2 separate regions of the Homo sapiens genome follow, and region 2 is linked to region 1. A link is an interaction called in ENCODE POLR2A ChIA-PET data of the cell type or tissue named here. Cell type or tissue: Panc1. All regions are shown on one strand. Each heading gives the region's core, and the rest is flanking DNA. Links, peaks and the distances in the headings are about the cores only.

Evidence for each region. ChIA-PET counts read pairs that join two places held together with the same protein. Peaks named below come from ENCODE experiments on the same cell type or tissue, not always from the same donor. Only the 100,000 strongest peaks of a DNase experiment are listed, where the experiment ranks them.
Region 2: POLR2A ChIA-PET joins it to region 1 with 6 read pairs; 4 of 35 experiments call an interaction of 5 or more read pairs at or near these places.

What each region holds. Positions count from the first base shown.
Region 1 is chr17:78,257,891-78,270,122 of GRCh38, forward strand. It overlaps LINC01993 (long intergenic non-protein coding RNA 1993), which reads right to left. Exons shown (of 7, transcript NR_073178.1): 4 at 11,880-12,055; 5 at 8,087-8,343; 6 at 5,357-6,332; 7 at 3,459-4,023. Among named protein-coding and RNA genes, the nearest start is that of LINC01993, 14 kb to the right of the region's middle. RefSeq lists enhancers at 74-123, 134-453, 776-1,640, 1,186-1,355, 9,350-10,073 and 1 more, a cis regulatory region at 625-1,213 and a silencer at 864-913. In Panc1, for the core only: no CTCF peak of the experiment used is centred there; no DNase peak of the experiment used is centred there; H3K27ac peaks cover 587 bases.
Region 2 is chr17:78,050,420-78,062,651 of GRCh38, forward strand. TNRC6C (trinucleotide repeat containing adaptor 6C) reads left to right here. Exons shown (of 23, transcript NM_001142640.2): 5 at 1-1,029. Among named protein-coding and RNA genes, the nearest start is that of TMC6, 72 kb to the right of the region's middle. In Panc1, for the core only: no CTCF peak of the experiment used is centred there; no DNase peak of the experiment used is centred there.

The DNA.
Region 1 (12,232 bases), core at 3,222-7,221:
GGGCTTCCTCCCTGGCCTCTGTGGGATCCAGCCCTTCTGCCTCCCAGACGCCTCCCCGCCCCACACTCTGGCTTGCAACACTTCTGTTCCCGAATGCGCTGGCCTCTCTTTCACCCCGAGACCTCTGCACCTGCATTCTGTCTGGAAAACCCCCAACCGTCGGCACGCATCCCTGGTCACCACCTTCTAAGTCTTCAGATCTTAGCTGAGACGCCTCATTCTCCATGAAGCCCTCCTGGCCCAGCCCAGTGGGGGATGGAGGTAGCCCTCCTCCTGTGCTGCCTATAGCACCTTTTCTTCCCACTGCGCACGGGTCACAGCTGCCTGTTTACTCCTCTGACTTCTCCGTGTGGCTGATGCCCTGTGCCTGCAGGGCCCAGACGCCCTCCTCCTTTGGTGTGTCCTGCATGCCTAGCCCAGTGCCAGGACCACAGGACTCAGTAAACACCAGCCAGGTGACTGACAATGGAGGGACATGTGGTTCGCCATCCCCTGCCCCTGGGACCCCCCAGGCAGAAGTGTGCACACCCCCCAGGGTGTGAGACCCCTGTGCAGAAGGACATGGCGAGGATTCCAGAGGAACAGGGGCTGGCCTGGCCTCAGCCTCTCAGAGTCAGGTCTGGGGGTCCTGAAGACAGCCCCCTCCCTGGCCTTCTTGAGAGATTTGCGGCTCCCCTGAGCAGTGGGAGGCCACTGGGCTGGCTGGAGGGGGCCTTGCGACATAAGCCCCAGGTGGGCTGCCTTTCACGGCGCCCCCGGCTCCCTGGCACCCGCCCAGGCGCAGGCGCTGGGGTGTGGGCACACACTCACATGCTGAGTTCAGTGTGCGGATTCCTGTAACGCTGGGCTGCTGGCAGGAAGTGCGCGCCGGGGAGGCTGCTGCTGGGAACCCAGGGCTGGCCCCGCTGAGATAAAGGGAGGCAGCAGATCGCAGCTGGAGATAGCGGCCCTGGGTCCTGGTAAACAGGTGGGGGGGGTGGGGGGGGGGAAATGTCCTTTCCATCCCATCCTCTTGGCCCTGAGCCTGCAGGATCTATAGCGCCCTAGCCTAAGCCCAGCCCCGATAGCTTGGGATCCAGAGGGGAGTTGTCGGCACTGCCATCATCATTCCCAGCCTGGGGGACTGGGTGGCAAAGGACAGGGCGCTGGGCCTGGGGGCCTGGCTGGGCCCATGGTGGGCATGCACTTGGCCCACGTGGGGGCCACTGGGTGTCAAGGTCATGTGTGCTGTTGGGAGGGTGGGAAGGGGAAGGGAGGGAGCTCCTCCAAGCCCCTGCACTTCCCCAACTGGGACCCCCTAGTGGGAAAGATGTCCCTCTCCAGGTTCGCCTTCAGCACCATCTCCGGAAATCCAGAGTGAGGTGCCATGAGGGTGCGAGACCGGGAGAGAATGGGGGGTGGAGTGAGGGGGGCGTGAGGGCTGTTCCCCAGCCAGGTGCAGAGCAGGGGGGCTACAGAGCTGGGGAGACCCTGTGCATGACTTCAACAGGAAGCCACAGGATGTTCACCTGCACTCCATCAGCTCACCGTGGGCTAGCGGGAGCTCGGCATGGCCCATCCCCAGTGCCCAACACAATGGGCGCTCAAATACACTTGCTTGTTTAAAAAATTAAGAAATTTACCACGCATACAGAAATGCTCATGAAGCATATTTGTACAGTGTTATGAATAAATACATATAAAATAAACTCCCGTGCCATAGCCACTCAGACCAATAAATAGTCCATGGTGGGGCGTGGTGGCTCACGCCTGTAACCCCAGGGCTTTGGGAGGCCAAGGCGGGTGGATCACCTGAAGTCAGGAGTTCGAGACCAGCCTGGCCAACATGGAGAAACCCCGTCTCTACCAAAAATACAAAAAATTACCCAGGCATGGTGGTGGGCGCTTGGAATCCCAGCTACTCGGGAGGCTGAGGCAGGAGAATCACTTGAACTCGGGAGGCAGAGGTTGCAGTGAGCCGAGATCGTGCCATTGCACTCCAGCCTGGGCGACAGAGCAAGACTGTGTCTCACACACACACATACACACAAACACAAACACACACACACACAAAAGAAATAGACCATGGCCAGGATTCCAGAAGCTTCCTTCCTATTTACAACCCTTCCCTCTGCAGAAGTTACTGCTGCCCTGACATTCTTCTTCATATATATATACACATATACATATACATACACATATATGTATACATATATATACACATATATATACACACACACATAGATAGATAGATAGATAGATGATAGATAGACAGATTTGAGATGGAGTCTAACTATGTTACCCAGGCTGGTTTCGAACTCCTGGACTCAAGCGGTCCTCCCACCTCTGCCTCCCAAATCTCTGGGATCACAGATGTGAGCCACCAGGCCTGGCCTGGCCTGACTTTTATGACCAGGACTTGCTTTTCTTTATGATTTTGCCACCGTAGATGTATCCCTTAATAGCAGTTGAGTGTTGAGTGTGGCCTGTGTGTGAACTTTACAGAAGTCGAATCAGGGTGTCTCCTTTTATGTCTGGCTTCATTAGGCTGTTTGCAAGAGTCACCCGTGCTGTGGCTGTCATTTATTCTCTGCTGCCAGGTACTTTTCCACTGGGTCCCTAGAGCATAGTTTATTTCTCCATTCTACCTGTTTAGGGACATTTGGGATTTTGTTTCCAGACTGGCCATGTACGGTGGTGCTGGTGGGCATTCTTATTCCTGTCTGCTGGGGCACAGGTGCCTGCTTCGGGAGGGCGGACGCCTGGCGGTGGGGCTGCTGATTCTGGGGTCTCTCATCTGCAGCTTTACTAGGTGTGCCAAATCCTTTCCCAAAGTGCTGGAAATGCCCTCCTCCCCCACTTTCCCACACTTCTCCATCTCGGTAACACTAGTGTTATCAGACTTCTTCATCTTAGCTGTCCTTGTGATATGTGGTGATATCTCCTGGCAATTTTAATCTGATCTTTTTTTTTTTTTTTTCTTTGATGGAATCTCACTCTGTCACCCAGGCTGGAGTGCAGTGACGCAATCTCGGCTCACTGCAACCTCTGTCTCCCGGGTTCAAGCGATTCTCCTGCCTCAGCCTCCCGAGTAGCTGGGATTACAGGTGCCCACCACCACGCCTGGTTAATTTTTGTATTTTTAGTAGATGGGGGTTTCACCATGTTAGCCAGGCTGGTCTTGAACTCTTGACCTCAGGTGATCTGCCTGCCTCGGCCTTCCAAAGTGGTGGGATTACAGGCATGAGCCACCGTGCCTGGCCTCTTTTTTTTTTTTTTTTTTTTTTTTGAAGAAACTGAGTCTTGCTCTGTCACCCAGGCTGCAGTGCAGTGGTGCAATCATAGCTCATTGCAGCCTGAACTCCTGGGCTTAAGCAATCCACCCCCATCAGCCTCCCAAGGTGCTGGGATTATAGGCATGAGCCACCACACTGGGCCCTGCTCTTTCTGTTAACTGCTAAAGGAGAGTACCTTTTATTATTTATTTATTTATTTATTTATTTTTTGAGACGGAGTCTCGCTCTATCGCCCAGGCTGGAGTGCAGTGGCGCGATCTCGGCTCACTGCAAGCTCCGCCTCCCAAGTTCACACCATTCTCCTGCCTCAGCCTCCCGAGTAGCTGGGACCACAGGCGCCCGCCACCATGCCCGGCTAATTTTTCTTGTATTTTTAGTAGAGACGGGGTTTCACCGTGTTAGCCAGGATGGTCTCGATCTCCTGACCTCGTGATACACCCGTCTTGGCCTCCCAAAGTGCTGGGATTACAGGCGTGAGCCACCGCGCCCAGCCCCTTTTCTTATGTTTTAGCCGTTTGAATTCCTCTTTGTGAAGAGCATGTTCTGGTCTTTTCTCATTGACTGGTCAGGCTGGTTGGTATGTGCAAGCATACTGATCCTTGCGGGTTCTGTGCGTTGCAAAGATTTCACCCCAGGGCTGGGTGCAGTGGCTCATGCCTTCAATCCCAGCACTTTGAGAGTCCAAGGCGGGCGGATCACAAGGTCAGCAGTTCGAGACCAGTCTGGTCAACATAGTGAAACCCCATATCTACCAAAAATACAAAAGATTATCTGGGTATGGTGGTATGTGCCTGTAATCCCAGCTACTTGGGAGACTGAGGCAGGAGAATCACATGAACCCAAGAGTCAGAGGTTGCAGTGAGCAGAGATCGAGCCATTGCGCTCCAGCCCGGGCAACAGTGCGAGACTCCATCTCAAAAAAAAAAAAAAAAAAATTTCCCCACAGTACAGCTGCGGTGGCTCTCGCCTATAATCCCAGCACTTTGGGAGGCCAAGGGACGGGGATCACTGGAGGTCAGGAGTTCGATACCAGCCTGGCCAACGTGGTGAAACCCTGTCTCTACTCAAAATACAGAAATTAGCCAGGCGTGGTGGCACATGCCTGTAATCCCAGCTACTGGGGAGGCTGAGGCAGGAGAATTGCTTGAACCCAGGAGGTGGAGGCTGCAGTGAGCTGACATCGAGCTACTGCACTCCAGCCTGGGTGACAGAGTGAGACTCTGTCAAAAAAAAAAAAAAAAAAAAAAATTTCCCCCGTGCTGTGGTTTGTCTTTTTTTGTTGTTATTGTTTGAGACAAGGTCTGACTCTTTTGCTCAGGTTGGAGTGCAGTGGTATGATCATAGCTCACTGTAGCCTCAACCTCCTGGGCTCAAGCAGTCCTCCGGCCTCAGCCTCCAGAGTAGCAGGGACATACCACCATGCCTGGCTATTTTATTTTATTTGCAGACATGAGGTCTTGCTATGTTGTCCAGGCTGGTCTCAAACTCTTGTCCTCAAGCAGTCCTCCCAACTTGGCCTCCCAAAGTGCTGGGATTACAGGCATGAGCCACTGCAGCTGGCTGGCTTTTCTTTTTCTTTTCTTTCTTTTTCTTCTTCTTTTTTTTTTTTTTTTTTTTTGAGATGGAGTCATGCTCTGTTGCCCAGGCTGGAGTACAGTGGTGCGATCTCAGCTCACTGCAACCTCCACCTCCCAGGTTCAAGCGATTCTCTGCCTCAGCCTCCCCAGTAGCTGAGATTACAGGCACCGACCACCACACGCAGCTAATTTTTGTGTTTAATAGAGAGGGGATTTCACCATGTTGGCCAGGCTGGTCTTGAACTCCTGCTCTCAAGTAATCCACCCGCCTTGGCCTTTCAAAGTGCTGGGATGACAGGTGTGAGCCGCTGCACCCGGCCCCGCTTCTGTCTTTAGATACGGTTGCAAGCTGTGGTGTGTGTGGACAGGGGAATGGGGACTTAGGGATTGGGCTGGGGGGACCCTCAGGAACCCCTCTACTGCCTTCCAGGTGTCCCCAGCTTGGGCTGAGACCAGGGCACCCCCTTGTGCCTTCTGCCCCCACCTGCTCCCTCCTGGGCCTACCAGCCTGCGGCCGCACTGGCTGCTGACAGCTGGGACGCTGGGGTCTGGCGTTATTTACTGCGGCAGCTTCCTCCTCCTTCCAGGAACTTGTCCTCTAACTTGGGGCGGCAGCGAGGCCTCTAATCTTTCGGATCTCGTTTACCGGCATTGGCCTCTCACTTCCTGTTGCTAGGCCTGGACCGAGGCACGGGGTCAGCTCCGTGCACTGCGCCTTGCCTGTTGCCGGGGCCTCTGTTCTGGCCCCTCGGCAGGGAGGACAGAGGGTCAGATGCCGGGCCTCAGGCACAGTGGCCATCTGGGGTAGGGCCAGCTCCACAGAGGCAGGGGACCCAAGGCTGAGCCGGCTGTGGGCTCTGCTTCCTGGAGTCCAGGGTCCAGCACGGGGACCAGGTTATTCCTTCGCTCCTCCTGGCTTGGCAGAGCGTCATGGAAGGTGGCCTTCCCCAGACTCCCCCACATCCCCTCCTCCCACTTCTGCAGCCACCAGAGCCAGGGCCCTTGTGGGAAAGGACAGGGAAGTCTCAGGAGTTTGGGCACAGACAAGATCCCTGGAGACCGTGGGGTCTGCTGCCCTGGAGATGTGGAATCCCAGGCCTTGCCCACCTCCTCCACCCTGGGTGGGTTCCCCAACCACCCAGAGGAGTGCTGGCATCTCGGGGCCACCAGGGCATGGGCAAGAGTGGCTGCCCAGCCCCTGCCAAGGGCCTGAAGCCAGCGCCAGGCAGACCCTGCCTTGTTGAGCAGTATCTTCAGTAAGGGCTCTGTGTGCCGAACACCTGCTGTGCGCCCTGCACACTTATCCCAGAGATGGGATTCAAACCCAGGTTGCCCAGCGCAGAGAAACAGCATTCTCCTTCTGCATCCGTGAAGGAAGCTTTGTCTTCTAAAAGCCCTAGCCCTTCTGTTACCTTGTCCTCAGCCGGCCTGCTTCTGTCCCTGTGCCATAAGCCAGATGAATTTCTCTCCCAGGCTGGCCCTGCAGAGGATGAGAGATGGCCCTTGTTAGAGGCACCCTGGGCACCCCAGGCATGGCTCCCCAGCTGATGATAGAACAACTGAGACAGACCCGGCATGGTGGCTCACACCTGTAATTCCAGCACTTTGGGAGGCCGAGGCAGGCGGATCACTTGAGGTCAGGAGTTCGAGACCACCCTGGCTAACATGGTGAAACCCTGTCTCTACTAAAAATACAAAAAATTAGCCGGGCGTGGTGGCAGGCGCCTGTAGTCCCAGCTACTCAGAAGGCTGAGGCAGGAGAATGGCGTGAACCCGGGAGGCAGAGCTTGCAGTGAGCCGAGATCTCACCACTGCACTCCAGCCTGGGTGACAGAGCGAGACTCTGTCTCAAAAAAAAAAAAAAAAAAAAACATCTGGGATCAGGAAACGAGGAAAAGTATGGTCTTCATAGTGGCAGAGTTTGCAGGGGTCTTTGGGAAGAAGGAAGGTTGGAACTTGAGGCTGGGGGATGGATCATAGGGGAGGGGCTCCATCCTAGCTGGGGAAGGGAGGGCTGTCCTGCTGACATTGGCCTCTAGAATGGGATATGCAGGATGACCCCCCTGGGGCAGGGAGGAGAATGTTATACTTAGCATTTAAATCTCGCTCTTTTTAAATGCCTATCTTTCGTGAATGTTTTATAATGCAAGTAATGTATTCATGCGGTCATGGAAACTTGTAATCTAAAAATAACTATGCATATATCATTTTTGTTGGTAAGGGTGCACGATCAAAATAGTGTGAAGGTTTGAAGGTCACTTTCTCCTAGGTCTTATTGTTTCTTTAATTACTTTTTATTTATTTATTTATTTTTTTGGAGATGGAGTCTTGCTTTGTAACCCAAGCTAAAGCTCACTGCATCCTCGAACTCCTGGGCTCAAGAGATCCTCCTGCCTCAGCCTCTAGGGTAGCTGGGACGGTAGGCGTGTGCCACCGCATCTGGCTCTAGGTCTTATAATTTCTGTCCTTGGCCACCCACCTGCTGATTCCAAGGTCTAGGATGGCAGGATGAAGGAAGGTCCCACATTTGGGGACCTGCAGGACAGGCTGCAACAGAAAGGCCTAGTTTAATGAGTAGCATGGGCGGGCCTGGAGACCGAGAGGTGATGTAGGCACGCATGGGGTTCAGGCCTCTCTGTGGTGAGCGCTTGCCCCCGCTGGAAGCAGAGACAAGACCCTGGCTGGGTCTTCTGTTTTGTTTTGTTTTGTTTTGTTTTCTGAGACAGAGTTTTGCTCTTGTTGCCCAGGCTGGAGTGCGATAGCGCAATGTTGGCTCACTGCAGCCTCTGCCTCCTGGGTGGAAGTGATTCTCCTGCCTCAGCGTCTCGAGTAGCTGGAATTACAGCCACACACCACCACGCCTGGCTAATTTTGTATTTTCAGTAGAGATGGGGTTTCTCTATGTTGGACAGGTTCCTCTCGAACTCCTGACCTCAGGTGATCCGCCCGCCTCGGCCTCCCAAAGTGCTGGGATTACAGGCGTGAGCCACTGCTCCCGGCCATGTGCCGTCTGATTAGGAACCCAAGAGCCCCTTCCTGGGAACAGAAGGACAACTGGCACCTGCTGAGGCACGCCCACTTGCCGAGCTGCCCTGGGATCCCTGGGCAGAGCGTCATCGCTTAAGAACCTAATTCCACAACAAATATTTGTCACGCTCCTGCCAGGGCCCTGGCAGGAGCAGAGGCGGTGTGTACTGCCATGCATTCCTGGTCTGTTGGGTGATTGACACATACAAGACGCCAGCGGTCCTGAGAGTCAGGTGCCTTCCTGGACCCCTTGGTGAGCGGAGGTGAGTTGCCATCAAGGAGGGAAGATTCAGGAAGATAACTCCAAGGTCCTCAATCCGTCCACCAGTCAGTGGATGGCAAACATAATCCATGGGCACTGATTAGGTTTGCCAGCCCATGCTGAGTGCTGGGTTCAGTGTCCTTCGTCTCCTGCCAAGGGGAGAGGACCTCGAATGGACGCCTGGGACCATGATCCCATTTTGCTGGGGAGGAAACAGATTAGGGAGGAAGGGAACCTTGGTGGTGAGCAGTAAAGCCAGGATTGGAACCCGCGCCGCTAAGGTCTCTGCCTCCCTGTAGGACCCACCCTGGCTGTGGGGAGGCACTAGCTTGGGGAGGAGCCCCTGGCTGGTCCTCCCAGGTGTGTGTGGAGTCAGCCAGGGGCAGTGCTGGCAGGGCCTCCAGGCACTGTCCAGCCTCCTCCTCTTCTGCACTTGGAAGAATTCCAGCTGTTTTTCAGCCTCTCTCTTCCTCCAGGAAGCCTTGCATGATAGCCCTACCCCTCTGCCAAGACACACACCCTCTTCTCCCTTTTTCCTTGGCACCTGGCTTATCTCACAGTTGCCTTTGTCGTCGGCCAGCGTCCCTCACTGGGTTTCAGGCTCATGGAGGGCAAGACCTGAGTCTTTCATTCTCAGGATCCCTAGCAGGGGGCTTAGGGCATAATGAGCATTCAGGAAATAACTGGAGAAACGTGGATGAGGAAACGGATAGCAGAGGGTGGAGAGGGGCTTGCTTCTAAAGGCGAGACGTGAACCTAGTGGGATGACCAGGCAGGGTGGGGGTGGTGGGGAGTTGTGGGGAGGCCAGTACAGAACAGCTCCAGGGAGGGCATGGAGCATGGTGTGAGCAGGAGGCCTGTCTGACCTCCGGGGATGGCCCCGTGGGACAGAGGACCTTGAAAGCCAGGCAGAGGGATGGGATCAGATACTAACGCCCATAGGGAGCCCTGGCAGGTCCTTGAGCAGGGGCATGGCAGGGCAAGCCTTCCTTTAGCCCAGGGTGAGCTTGCGCCAACCCGTGCTGCAGAGGAGAAGGGCATGGAGGATAGCTACTCCCTCTGGGTGTTCTTCCGGCCCGGCTACCCTCAGCCAGAGCTCAGGAATCACACTCCCCTGGAACCTGGAGTTTTGGATTCAATCTTTATTCAATAAATGGCTTATTGGGAACCGACAGGGTGGCTAGAGCCTGCCTGGTGTTGGGGTTGGGGGACCCTGCCTGGTGGTTTGGGCTCTGTGGGTGTGTGAGGACCACTCCACGGTGGTGCTGGCGTTCCCCATTCCACTCTGGGCTCAGCGCCCCTGACACACTCCCCCTGCCCACTCTGGAGGCCAGGCCCCCTGGTGCTGGGGGAGGCACTGGCTTGGAGAGGAGCCCCTGGCTGGTCCTCCTAGAAGAGAGAGTCTGTGGGGTGGGCCTCCACAGCCCTGCCGGGCCCCACACGGGCAGCTGTTCCCGGAATGGGGGTTTGAAACTTTTCTTTTGTTGGCGAATATGCATGTGGTCTTAATTATTAATATGCAGCACTTATCTCCCCCAAATGTTTTATCGGGATTCGGCAGATCCGAGTGTGCAGGCAGTGGGTGCGGGGGCAGGGCAGGGATATTATGGGAGCACAGGGAGGCCCCAGAAGTTGGAGTGTCCTCCAAATCAGCTGGATGACCCAGAGGAAGGAAAGACCCTGGTTAACGATGGTCAAGTTAACTCTTTCAGGCCCTGCCCAATGCTGCAAAATCGCACCTGGGTGTTTGGCCTGGGTAGGCCTACCGCGCCTTTCTGGGTTCTGGCCTATGCCGATGTCTCCCCTGCCCCGCAGGACCCTGGTGGACTGGAGGGAAGGTAGGGAGCCGCATCTCTCAGCAGCAACCCAGGACTTAAGGAGGGCCATTGCCCTTTTCTGGTGGGGGTGAAGGAGGAGGAAGCAGCGTGACCTTGGAATCCGTCACCTATTAACTTCCCGCGTATCACCTGATCTCATTCGGCGTCCACCACCCCCTGGAAGTGGGCTTATCGGGCCCATTTTTAGACGAGGAAACCAGAGTGAGACGAGTCACAGATCTGAGGACCTCCAGCAGAGCAGGGAGGTGCCCAGGTGGGGGGCGGGCGGGTGGTCTTTCTTTTGGGGCAGCATCCCAAAAGAAAGGAAAAACAGCAGGGGGCGTGGCTCCCCTCACTGCCCCGCAACCATCCCTGCCTGGCCAGGGCCTTTTGGGCAGTGCCACTGGAGATTCCTGGAAGTGCCTTCGGGCCACACACACACACATCCTCCGGGACCCTCCCAGCCCCCCACTCTGCGCTTCCCGGGTTTGCAGGAGGGCCCCAAGGCCAGCCGGGAGCCCTGCAGGACCTGGGAGGAACCTGAGCCTGAAGGGTCTAGGAGCCCGCCGTGTCTGCTCTCAAGTGCCCCGCGTTCCCTTGGCCTGATCCCCGATCCCGTGCACCCTGCACCCAGTAGGCCCTCCGGGGCCGGGGCTGAATCAGCTTCGGAGGCTTCAGCAAGGCATTGCAGGGGGTCCCTACGGGAGGTTTAGTCCAGGGCACTCGCAGTGTTGTGGGACGCTGGGCAGGGCTGATCCCAGCCACTGAGTCTTCCCGGGCAGAGAGCAGACAGGGGGGCATTGGGATTTGGAGGGGCACCCGGGAACCTCCTGTCCCTTCCGGGCCGCCTCCCCTTACCCTGATTTCCCTTGCAGGGAGGGCTGTGCAGGTTTGTGGTGGGGTGGGGAGGACTTCCTAGAATTTGTTGCTTTGATTGGAATCTTCCCTATTGGGGCAGGGTTGGGGTGAGCTCTTGCCCACCCTGCCCACCCCCTGCCGCCAGAATCCTGGGCTCCCTCCGTTGAGTTGTGTTGGGGTCGGGGAGCTTCGTTTATGGCATCCCTGAATTCACCCCAGGCTTTGAAGTCAGGCTCGCTCCACAGGAAAAGCTCTTCCAAGAGGGAGATTCCCTGGACCTCCTGGGCCTCCGCCTGGTAATTGGCGCTTCGATTAACAGCTCGGGTGCGAGGGGCACTTCAGTGGGGGGCAGGGCAGCTGAGTCAGGGGCCCAGCCCAGGGGAGATGTTACAGGAGGGAGGACGGGAAGGGAGGCGGGGAGGTTGGTAATTCCAGATTGAGGAGGGTCTCCGTAGCTCTCCGAGTGGGTGAGGACCCCTCGGAGGCAAGTGTGGGGTCCCCCAGGGCCTGCTGGGCCCCCTTGGGCCCCTGGAACAATGGGTTCCCACTAGCCAACCTGTTCCCACAGCCAGAAGTTGCCATGGTGACCCCCTCCCACCTTCAGCTACAGCTTTTCCAGTAAAACCACTGCAGAAATCCATACTTCCCGACAGGCACGCCCGGCCCCCCACCCCCCACTCTGCGCGGTCTTGGAGCCTCGGGGAGTTAACCCTGCGCATGCTGGTGTCTGTTGTTTGGGGGAGACGGGAGTGAGAGCCGGCAATGCGGGCCCCAGGCTGGAGAGGAGAGGGTGGACGGGGGCAAGACAAGCTGCCCTGTCCTTGAAGGCCCCAGCGAGTGACTTGAGCAACTCCAGGAAGCTGGAGCGGAGCAGTGAAGCTAGCTCTGACCTAGGGGCCCCCTTGGCACAGAGGAGGCCTAGCTGGGGCCCACAGCGCAGCTCACCCCTTCTAGAGTGACCCCCTGCCCGCAGTCGCTGGGACACGAGACCCTTCCCGGCCTGGCTGCAGCTGCTACCCTGTTAGCCGATCCCCTCTTCCTCCTCTCCCCTCCCGGCACAAACCTTTTTCCTGGAGGCAGAGAGGGCTCAGTCCCAGGTCCCCGTGGCCCTGCTGCCAGCACCTGGCGGCCCCCAAGGGCACTGCGTACCTGGAGCCCGGCTTTGCATCCACAGGTCTGCCCTAGGGGGCTGTTGAACTCCAGAAGTCGCTGCCTGCTCAGGGTCTCCGTGTCCTCCCCCTGAGAAGTGGGGATAATGATCTGGGCTGCTTCCAAGCTTGGGGAAGAGGATCCCCCTAGAAGGTTCTGTCCTGCTGCCTCTGCCAGGTGGAGGGGCCCCTGGGGACACCCCAGGCTGCAGGGGCTCAGGGGGCTCCGTGGCCCAGGCCCAGCCTCACTTCTGCAGCCAGAGTGAGC
Region 2 (12,232 bases), core at 6,598-10,597, 200 kb before region 1:
CTGTAAAGCAAAACACTGCCTGGGAATTTGAAGAATCCCCTAGGTCTGAAAGGAAAAATGACAATGGGACAGAGGCCTGGGGTTGTGCAGCTACTCAGGCTTCAAACTCAGGGGGGAAGAACGATGGGTCCATCATGAACAGTACAAATACCTCTTCAGTATCTGGGTGGGTCAACGCGCCACCTGCCGCTGTGCCAGCAAACACAGGTTGGGGAGACAGCAACAACAAAGCGCCAAGTGGCCCGGGGGTTTGGGGGGACTCGATAAGCTCTACTGCTGTTAGTACTGCTGCTGCTGCCAAGAGTGGCCATGCTTGGAGTGGGGCCGCAAATCAGGAGGACAAGTCACCCACCTGGGGTGAGCCTCCAAAGCCCAAATCCCAACACTGGGGAGATGGACAAAGATCAAATCCAGCCTGGAGTGCAGGAGGGGGAGATTGGGCAGATTCATCGTCTGTCCTTGGACACTTGGGGGATGGGAAAAAAAATGGATCTGGATGGGATGCTGACAGTAATAGGTCAGGGTCTGGTTGGAATGACACCACGAGATCTGGGAACAGTGGCTGGGGCAACAGCACAAATACAAAGGCCAATCCAGGTACAAACTGGGGGGAGACTTTAAAACCTGGCCCCCAACAGAACTGGGCTAGCAAACCCCAAGACAACAATGTGAGTAACTGGGGAGGAGCTGCTTCTGTGAAACAGACAGGAACAGGGTGGATCGGGGGGCCGGTACCGGTCAAACAGAAGGACAGCAGTGAAGCAACTGGCTGGGAAGAACCCTCTCCACCGTCCATTCGCCGCAAAATGGAAATTGATGATGGTACCTCAGCTTGGGGGGACCCAAGCAACTATAACAATAAAACTGTAAACATGTGGGATAGAAACAACCCGGTCATCCAGAGCAGTACCACGACCAATACCACCACCACCACCACCACTACCACGAGCAACACCACACACAGGGTCGAGACGCCGCCCCCGCACCAGGCCGGTACTCAGCTGAATCGATCACCGTTGCTTGGTCCAGGTAGGAAAGGTATTTCATGTTTCTTTACAAGTAAAAAAAAAAAAAAAAAAGCTTATTCTCATTATATATTCATGAATACTCCGAGTAGTGTTTTTTATAGCAAATAGCATTAAAATAATTTAAGTTCCCTATCACCGTGCAATATTGTATCTAAAGATTATCCAGTGAGAGCAAAGTAGGATCCTCTGGTGGTTTTCTATTCAAGAAAAAAATATATTAAGCACACTCAGTAGAACATCAAGCGAATGTTTTGGTGGTGGCGGTGGTGGCCTGGGGTGGAGATGATGGATTTGAAAGCAATGACAGTGCATGATTCCAAGATTTCGTAACCATTTGGATACAGGAGCAAAGAAGATAGGATAGACATGGTTCAGAACTTGGGCAAGTTGGCAGATGACTGTGTCAGTTCACTGACATGCCCATGAGCACAGCAGGAGGCACAGAGCTCCAAGTGTCCAGTGAGGACAATAAAAGGTCCCAGATACGGAAGACCAGTTCTCAGCCAGAGGGGCAAGGTCCAGAGTAGAGAGATTTTAAGGTGGCAAAGTCGTGAGCATGTTTCAGAGCTGTTAGAAAGGAACAAGTGGAGATGAGAATGAATGAAGAGGGAAGAGATCCCTGTGTCCAGCAGGACAAGGGCACTTCATCCATCTCGTGAAGCAAGGAGCAGGAAAGAGCGCTGCACAGGTGGGCCAGGCTGTCATGGCCAGAGGGCCAAGGCCACCTTCTGGGGTTCTTTTCTCTCTGGGAGTGTGAATACTAGCCCAGAGTGGAGGAGGGCTGGCTAGGAGCAGCAGCACGAGTAGAGAGGGAGCATGCATTAGCCCATGTAGAGGACAGGAACAGAGAACTGACTTGACTGGGGCCCCTGGAGGGTTGCTGGGCAATGTCAGGGCCCAGAGATCACCATACACAGTGAATTTATTGGGACCTGCCATGTACTAGGCTGTACTCTAGTAGCTGGGGAAACTGCAGGAAGCAAAACAGTCAAAACCCTGCCATGGAGGGGTCTAGATCTAGTGAGGGTGGCAAACAACACACGAATTAAAGTATATACGTAGTGTTGGGCAGTGATGGTGCAGGGAGGAAACAGTAAGCCCAGAAGGTCTGCATGCGGGGGCCACTGGAGTTGGGGAATCACCATCTTGTGTAGGGCAGCCTGGGCATTTGGGCACCTTTTTGGTTTTTGTCATAAGCGTTCAACAGGAGAATGTCCTGCCTGCTGCATTAATTCAATTATGACTGCCCTACAGGACCTCCCCTGGCCCACCAGCTGGGCCCTCCAGCCTCCTCGTAGACTTCTTGGTGGTTCACTTGTGTACCTCTCTGAGGCTGCCACATCAGGAATCCTTTATGGATCCTCAAGACAGTTTTAGCCTCCAGCTAACGCATCAGTGTCACTAAACCAGAGGTCAAAAATCAGTGGTCCGTGGGCTGCACCTAGTCCCACAAATGTGCCTTTTTGGCCCACATTTTTTCTGTGAATTGGCATTTTTTTAATGCAAATGTTTTATATTAAATTCCAGATTTCTGGCTTCCTTTGGAAACCTGAAAAGTCTGACATTGGATTCACATGGCAGCAGTCAGTCAGAGCCACTTGCCTTCATAAGGGCCTGTGCATTTTCTCCATACCATGTCACGTTGCCCCCCGACCCCTGACGGTTCCCAACACTGAGGCTTTTGATCAGTAGCCACTGAGCATCATCAAGCTTGCGCTGCTGTTCTTACGCTGGGCCTGTTTACGTTAACTGACTGGTTCCTTGGAGTACTTGAATTTGTGATTCCAATTGTTTACTAATATATGACTAATATTTCTAGGCCCTTACATTTTATAAAGTACTTGGGGGGATAAGGAGAAGCAGGAAGAAGGAAAATGAAGGGATTTGAAAAATAAGATTAGGTCGGGCGTGGTGGCTCATGCCTGTAATCCCAGTACTTTGGGAGGCCAAGGCGGGCAGATCATCTGAGGTCAGGAGTTCGAGACCAGCCTGACCAACAAGGTGAAACCCCATCTCTACTAAAAATACAAAATTAGCCGGGCATGGTGGCGCATGTCTCTAATCCCAGCTACTCAGGAGGTGAAGGCAGGAGAATCATTTGAACCCAGGAGGCGGAGGTTGCAGTGAGCTGAGATGGGGCCATTGCACTCCAGCCTGGGCGACAGAGCGAAACTCTGTCTCAAAAAAAAAAAAAGAAAGAAAGAAAAATAAGATTATTCCTAAGTAAGGAATAGTCTAGTGGGACAGGCTAGTAATATCAAATTTAATAGAGTTTAATTAGCATTATAGTAAAGGTATGCAGAAAGTGATCTGAGAGCCCCCACCTGTAATCCCAGCTACTTGGGAGGCTGAGGTGGAAGGATGGCTTGAGCCCAGGAGTTCAAAGCCTGCCTGGGCAACATAACGAGACCCCATTTCTTTAAACAAACAAACAAAAAAGCTCCAGGAACAGAATTAATACAGTCATGCATAGCTTAACAATGGTGATACATTCTAAGAAATGTGTCATCAGACAATTTCAGCATTGTGTTAACATTATAAAGTATAGTTACATAAACCTAGATGGCATAGCCTCCTGCTCACCTAGGCTATACGGTACAGCCTGTTGCTCCTAGGCTACAAACCTGCACAGCATATTACTGTACTGAATACTGTAGGCAGTTGTAGGACGATGGTAAGTATTTATATATCTAAACATGAAAAGGGGACATTAAAATATGGTATAAAATATTTAAAATGGTGCACCTGTATAGGGCACTTACCATGAGTGGAGCTTGCAGGACTGGAAGTGGCTGTGGGTGAGTCAGTGAGTTAGTGGTGAGTGAATGTGAAGGCTTGGGACACTACTGCACACTACTGCAGACTACGCACACCACTGCAGACTACTGCACACTACTGCAGACTACGCACACCACTGCAGACTACTGTACACTACTGGAGACTACTGCAGAGTACTGTGCACTACTATACACCACTGCAGACTACTGTAAACCACTGCAGACTACTGTATACTACTGCAGACTACTGCACGCCACTGCAGACTACTGTACACCACTGCAAAGTAGAGTTCACCACTGTATACCACTGCAGAGCACTGTACATCACTGTGGACTACTGCGCACCACTGCAGACTACTGTAGACTACTATACACCACTGCAGACTACTGTAGACTAGTATACACCACTGCAGACTACTGCACACCACTGCAGACTACTGTACGCTACTGGAGACTACTGCAGACTACTGTAGACTACTATACACCACTGCAGACTACTACAGACTACTGTACACTACTGGAGACTACTGTGGACTACTGTACACTACTATACATTACTGCAGACTACTGTACACTACTATACACCACTGCAGACTACTGTACGCTACCATACACCACTGCAGACTACTGTACACTACCATACACCACTGCAGACTACTGTACGCTACCATACACCACTGCGGACTACTGTATGCTACCATACACCACTGCGGACTACTGTACGCTACCATACACCACTGCGGACTACTGTACGCTACCATACACCACTGCGGACTACTGTACACCACTGCAAAGTAGAGTTCAGCACTGTACACCACTGCAGAGTACTGCGCACCACTGTAGACTGCTGTAGACTTGGTGAACACTGTACGCTTAGGCCACACTACATTTATTAAAAGATTAAAAGATACTTTCTTCAGTAACACTTAGCTTAAAACACACATTGTACAGCTTCACAAAAGTATTTTTTATATTCTTATTCTATGAGCTTTTTTTTTGTACCTTTTAAACTTTTTTGATAACTAAGACACAAACGCACACGTTAGCCTAGGCCTACACAGGGCCGGGATCTTCAGTATCACTGTTGTCCACCTCCACACGTTGTCCCATTGGAGATCCAATAACAGGAAGTACAGTAAAGACATAAACTGGTAACATAGTCTTGTATCAGCATCATCAGTTGTGTGTGCTAGACCTTGCTGTGACTGGCCGCACAGTAGGTTTGTTTACACGAGCATCACCACAAACACGTGGGGAATGCATTCCGCTACATTATGATGGGTATGGCGTCACTAGGTGATGGGAATTTTTCAGCTCCATTATATATAATCTTAGGGGACCATTGTCCTGTACGCAGTCAGTTGACCAAACCGTCATTATGCAGCCCATGACTATTTTAAATTGGCTTGTGTGTCCCATCCACCCTTAGTGGATAGTCCCAATTTGAATGCCAACTCCTGGAAGAGTTCAGGCTACAGAGGGCCCTATGCCTGGCACTGGAGTCGTGCAATAAATGTGGTCTGGCCATGGTTGGCAGTCATGTATGGAGCATTTTTATGGATCACCTCATTGGATTTTTACAGCTCCTTGGGCCTCATTTTACAAATGAGACCTAGGAGATTAAGTAGCTTTCCAAGGGTACATATGTGGGAGGGAGATGGTGAAGTCTCAGATGTGTAATATATACCATGACCTGCTGACATTTCTAAAATATTACATCCATGACACCCTACAGAGGTTAGAACCACATTGCATTTGTTGGGGGATCTCTCCCCTTTGATACGTGATCCTTAGAAACTTTTTCTTTTAGAGACAGAGTCTTGCTATGTTGCCCAGGCTGGTCTCAAACTCCTGGCCTCAAGCCATCCTCTCACTTTGGCCTCCCAAAGTGTTGGGATCATAGGTGTGAGCCACCATGCCTGGCCAGAAACTACTTTTTTTTTTTTTTCTTGAGGCAGAGTCTTACTCTGTTGCCTGGGCTAGAGTGCAGTGACACAATCTCGTCTTACTGCAACTTCCACCTCCCGGGTTCAAGCGATTCTCCTGCCTCAGCCTCCCAAGTAGCTGGGATTACAGGCGATCACCACCATGCCTGGCTAATTTTTGTATTTTTAGTAGAGATGGGGTTTCACCATGTTGGCCAGGCTGGTCTGGAACTCCTGACCTCAAGTGATCCACCCACCTCAGCCTCCCAAAGTGCTGGGATTACAGGCATGAACCACCATGGCCGGCCCAGAAACTACTTTTTTTTTTTTTTGAGACAGAGTCTTGCTCTGTTGCCCAGGCTAGAGTGCAGTGGCACAATCTCAGCTCACTGCAAGCTCCGCCTCCCAGGTTCACGCCATTCTCGTGCCTCAGCCTCCCGAGTAGCTAGGACTACAGGTGCCCGCCACCACGCTCGGCTAATTTTTTTTGTATTTTTAGTAGAGACGGGGTTTCATCATGTTAGCCAGGATGGTCTCGGTCTCCTGACCTTGTGATCAGCCAGCCTCGACCCCGCAAAGTGCTGGAATTACAGGCGTGAGCCACCACGCCTGGCCCAGAAACTACTTTTAACTTGTTTTTAGTAGCCAAAACATGGGAGCTTCATGCTGAGAAAGGCATTCTTGTTCAGTTAAAAGGGCCAAAATAATTCTCTTTTATATGAAAAATATTTATAGATTTTTTTAAACAAATTGCACATATTATCACCAAATATAAAGAAGAAAAATGTGCTGTAACTGCTACACCTTAACAGAGTGTTTCTGTACTCTGTTCTCCCCTGCAACTTTTGCAGCCTGTGCATGCGTGTGCTCTTTGTAGGTGTAGCAATACTATAGGAGCAGTTGCAAATCTAGTTTTACCAATTAAAAGAGACAAATAAAAAGTTACACAAATTTTTTTCCATGTGGAAGTGTGCTCACATGCTGAAAGTATGTTAAGTTTAGTATATTGTACAACATATGGGGTTATTTGTTCATTTTTTTCATTTATAACATTAATCTCTTTTTCTACCACTGGCATAAAGTGGCTACACTGAGTATTATTCCTGCCCTGTATTACCTGTGATGTTTAACTCTCAGACATGAACCAAGCCTTCTTTTGCAGTGAGAGCAAAGTTCATCACCCTTAAGAATTACAAGTAATCATAGCCTTTCACTCTCCAAACTTGTTAGACCAAGCTATTATTTGAGCCTGTAGAAGTAACAGTTCCACACCAGTTCCCTTCATAGAGGTGACAGCATGCAGGAGTGGCATTACCCCCGGTGGCAGCCCCTTGCCCTCCTCTCTGGGGACTGTGCCATCTGGGCAGTCAGGGTCAGCAAGGGCAGCAGCAGTCTCAGCACCTGCTGGGCCGTGCTGCCCACTGGCTTGAATGCCTGCGCAGCTTTCCATAGCTACTGGGATTCCCAGACAAAAGCCTTCCACTTGTGACTACTTCATGAAGTTTCTGCTATTTTTAAAGTTGGTGTTTTTAGGTTTTATTCAGCATAGGTTGACCTATGCTGAATTTATAGAATTTTCACTTATGTCAGAGTTTGGGTTTTAAGTTGTGGATCATTACCACTTAAGGGTATTGATCTCTCCTGTCTTATAAAATATGATTTCTGAATTACATTTTTGTGTGTGTGTGTGTGTTGTTTTAAAGGAACGAATGCTACAGTACAATCATTTTTGTCCTATGCTTGTTGATATTAATTAGTTTTCTGTGAGCCTGAGGAAAACTGGTAGTATTTTAGGAAATGCAGTATAGCTTCCTAAACTGGATTGTCTGGACCTGGTTCAGGTTCATTCTGGAGATAAAACAACAGTATTAGTCCAGAGAAATATCCCTGTGCCTGCCTTTTTATCAGAAATTGTAGGCTGCCTGAGAAGGGCTCCAGAGGCCGCACTTGACACTCCTCGAACATTGCCTCAATTACTCAGTCTCTGGTGCGAGCCAGAATTGCAGGACCTGCTACCTTGCGCTCTGCTGTGCATACAAAGCTATTAAGTCGTCATAAAATCAGTCTGCTGTTTTACCAGTTAGTGGGATGTGGCAGAAAGGGAGAAAGTGCAAACATAGCATTTATGTGTGTTCTAAGGGAATGAAAGCAGATCCTAAAAATACTCAGCAACATGATTACCTCGCATACTCAGACATAATATTCTGGGACACTTAAAAACCAACTTGCAGACACACAAGAGAACATTGAATATTAATTAACAAAACCATTTAGTGAGTAATGGAGCCTCATAGTTGGCTCTGAATCTAACAATGAGATTGAAGAAGAACTTCCAGGGATTTCATCTCTGAACTCAGATTTCACTGAAATGTAGATAATTTTAGAGTCAAATATGAAGGCCATTATACAGTTGATCCAAGCTAAACCAGCAGCAGTGGGGTAGTGACATCTTACTGTGTCTTCCAACAATGGCTAGAAGTAAAATATCATTACATATGCCAATCAGAAAACTGGCAGGCAGTATACTGCTAATACTGATCTTAGTCTAGAATTTGTTGTGTGTTCATTTTGCTGCCTATTTGCAGCTCTTCAGAGATGTATCTCAGCCATAGCAGGGATTCCAGCTGTGCTGGTGGTGACCACTGTGGGCTCCTACAAGTCGGCAAAGGCTCTAGCCAGAGGCACACTTTACTTTGCATGTGGGTACTTAATCTGGTGATATTTGCTTTAAAACTTAGTTTTCTGAAACAATTATCATCTTATAAAATATAAAACCAGAGGTTGTGTGCATTAATCATGGAAGAGGCATATCTCCAATTCACTAAACTAAAACTTGGAAAAAATTAGATTTAGGAAGCTTCTACCTAAAAAGATGAGACGTGTATTGTTTCTATAAGTCTCATTAGCAGCAGAAGCCAGAGAGCAGTGGCCTTCCTTCCAGACTCCTGTCCTAGGAAGTTTATCATTCTTTAGTATAAAAACTACACCAAAAGACAGTCACCTGCAGATGGAGTGAATCAGCAAGATCCTGTTACAGCTCAGCTGTTTTCACATAACTTCGGAAATAGATCCCATTGACCTCTGCAGCCAGAAGTAATTCTATTTTAAGCACTATGCAGTAGTTACTAAAAGAGAAATTATCTGAGTGATCTGTGCTTTTTGTGGATGTGGGATTTTTCTTGGGTTTGGATTTGGCTGGGTTGTTTTTGCTTTCCTGTGTTTGAGGGGTTTGGTAAGTGGGGCTGGACTTCAGCAAGGACTGGGGAGTTGGGAGCCTGCTACGGAAGTAGGAAGAGATGCTTCTCAGTGCAAGTCCGTGGCGTGAGACGTGTGAACCCCACATGCAAAGGCCTTAGCTTTAGGTACCTTCAATTCAAAATAGATAAATGATGAAGACAGTTGAAAATACAGTGTGAGGCCGGACACAGTGGCTCACGCCTGTAATCCCAGCACTTTGGGAGGCTGAGCCAGGTGGGTTGCTTGAACCCTGGAGTTTGAGAACAACCTGGGCAACCTAGTGAGACCCACGTCTCTACAAAAAATACAAAAATTAGCTGGGCATAGTGGCACACGCCTCTAGTCCCGGCTACTCAAGAGGCTGAGGCAGGAGGATCACCAGAGCCCAGGGAGGTGAAGGCTGCAGTGAGCTGTGGTTGCACCACCACACTCCATCCTGGACAACAGGAGACCCTGTCTCAAAAAAAAAAAAAAAAAGAAAAAGAAAATATAGTGTGCCCCCCGCCACCGATAGCAGTAGGAAAGAGTTAGCCCATTAAAATCTGTATTAGTATCGTGAAATCAAAACTGTATAAGATGGTTTTCCTTTTCTAATACTTCACATGATGACTCAATAAGGCAGGCAGAAGAAGCTGTTCTAAGGGAAGTTACTGTGCAGCTCAAGGCCCGTGGTCAGTTTCTAGAAGGGACCCCGAATCTGTAACCCTCAAACAGAGTCCCCTGACTTTGGAATGGAAGTGTCAAATGCCCACCACAAAGGCTTTCAGAAAAGTAGGATACTTTGCCATCTGACTGTACTCTTGTATAATGAGCAAACTCTTCTATATAAAGTTTCATTGTACAAAGACCCATCTTGATTTCAGATAAGAAAGTTTTATTGATCTTACAGCTATCAATTCTGCTCTGTTCCTCCATAAGCAAGTACCCAACCAGCCATCATAGTAAATTTGCATTAAGTTTAAAGGCCGTTGGTATGAGTAAAAAATCTCATCTCATTAATATTTAGGTCAGTACCTTAAAAAGCCAAGCACATAGCAAGCACTCAATAAATGCCTGATCGATTGCATTTTTAATCGTTTATCTTTTTTTTTTTTTTTTTTTTTGAGACAGAGTCTTAACTCTGTCGCCCAGGCTGGAGTGCAGTGGCACGATCTCAGCTCACTGCAACCTCTGCCTCCCAGGGTCAAGCAATTCTGGTGCCTCAGCCTCCTGAGTAGTGGGTACTACTACAGGTGTGTGCCACCATGTTGGCTAGGCTGGTCTCAAACTCCTGGCCTCAAGTGATCCACCTCAAGTGAGCCACCATGCCTGGCCTAGTCCTTTATCATATACTCTTAATTAATTACAATTGGCCACCTTTTAACTAAAACTTTCCTCCCAAAAAGGACTGCCCATCACACTTATAAAGCTATGTAAGTGGCATCTGTGGAACAAGCTATAATTAATTTCTTATTTCATAGAGGAAAGAATTTCATCCACTGACTTAATTATCTGTAGTGCTTAAGATGTGATGTGCTTAACAATGTTCAGTGAGAGAAAGATTCTCTGTTTCTTGGTCCTATTTCTTGGCCTTTTCTCTGTCTGCTGCTCATTTTTATACCCAGCTTCCAGATGCACTCTGTTTTCTCCATTCTGAAGGAAAGATGAAGAATGTATATTTTAAAATTGAATGAAAACTACATATCCTGGCTGTGTTTTATTATCCCCATCTCTGTTTGTTAATTTGAAGAAATTGAAGGGAGGTAACGATTCTAAGACCCCATAGTACGGAAATATTCTGCAAAAAGCAGTAGTATTTGAAGGATCATTTTTAAAAGTTTAATATCAGTATTTTAAATGTAAGAAATTTGTTCTACCTCATCAATTCTAACTTTAAAAGAATCCCTATAAATTATTAACAAAAAGATGCCAAATTCACTCTGATGATAAACACTTAACAGTGGAGATTATTTTAATTCTATGTACTTAAAATCATTTTCTGTGTGCTGAAAATACTTGTTTTGCATCAAAATTTTCTATTGCATTTCAGTTTTTAGCATCTCTTCTAGAACCTTTAGAGTGTCAGATGGTACATCCTAGTGTTTCTGTTAGGATGGCATTGTAGGTAAATTATAGTCTTGCCAGATTCAACTGAAAATGAAAATACTGGGCCAGGTGTGGGGGCAGGCATCTGTAATCTCAGCTACTCAGAAGCAGGAGGATCGCTTGAATCTAGGAGTTCGAGGCTGCAGCGCACTATGATCACACTTAAGAACAGCCACTGCACTTCAGCCCAGGCAACGTAACAAGACCCCATCTCTATTAAATAAATATCAAAATGGAAATATTTGGTTTTTTAATTTTTTTGAGTAAGCAAGTGTTCTTCCATTTCTAAGATTTTGAAACATGATGCTTGCAAGTCGTTTGCCTTCTCCATGAAAATACTTACTAGACATTTCTCCTGCCTTTAAGAGGAATTTTAAATTCTTTATAAAAATCAATGAACTATGCTTACCACAATCTTAGTATTTATCCTTAGTTTTGACTTAATTAAATAATTTGTAATACCTATTGCCTTCTCAAAGAGATGGAGGTCTAGAGATGATAAACAAATTCTAGGTGAGTTCATTATTTAATTACCTACAGTAAATTAGTATTTTTATAGCTAATTGGTCTTTAGCAACACATGAGTTATTTTAGCTTACTAAAACCTTGATAATTTTTATTAGCTATGTTAACGTCTCTGATTTAATTTTGTCCTTTCAATTTGTAAAACTACTTCTCCCAATATATATTATTGTCTTTTGTGTAATTAAAGGTAATATTATAGTTAGCAATTGCTGGCGATAACTGGTTAGGACTAACTCCCCTGTTATTGGTAACTATTTGCATAATATATTCCTCAGCATAGAGCTTGTAATTTAAAATGATTTTTAGGTTGCGTGTCCTTTTGTTATTAATCATTCTTACTGCATTTTCTTAGAATAAGAGTATCAAGGGAACTGATTCCATGCTATTTTTAGTCAGAAAATTAATACATTTTGTAATTGATATTGTAATATCCATGTTGAGGCCAAACAATGTAAAATTGATGGTTAACTATTTGCATTTTATACTGTAAGTTTTTCTCTTGCACACAGTCACATGCTTGCTACAGTTATGACTTAAAATATTTATATTTCTGTCTGAGCAAAATGTATCTATATGAAAATTACAACTGATACAAGCTGTCAACATATCAACAGTGTCAGGTGAGCTTATGGCAGAAGCAAAAGATTAGAATTTG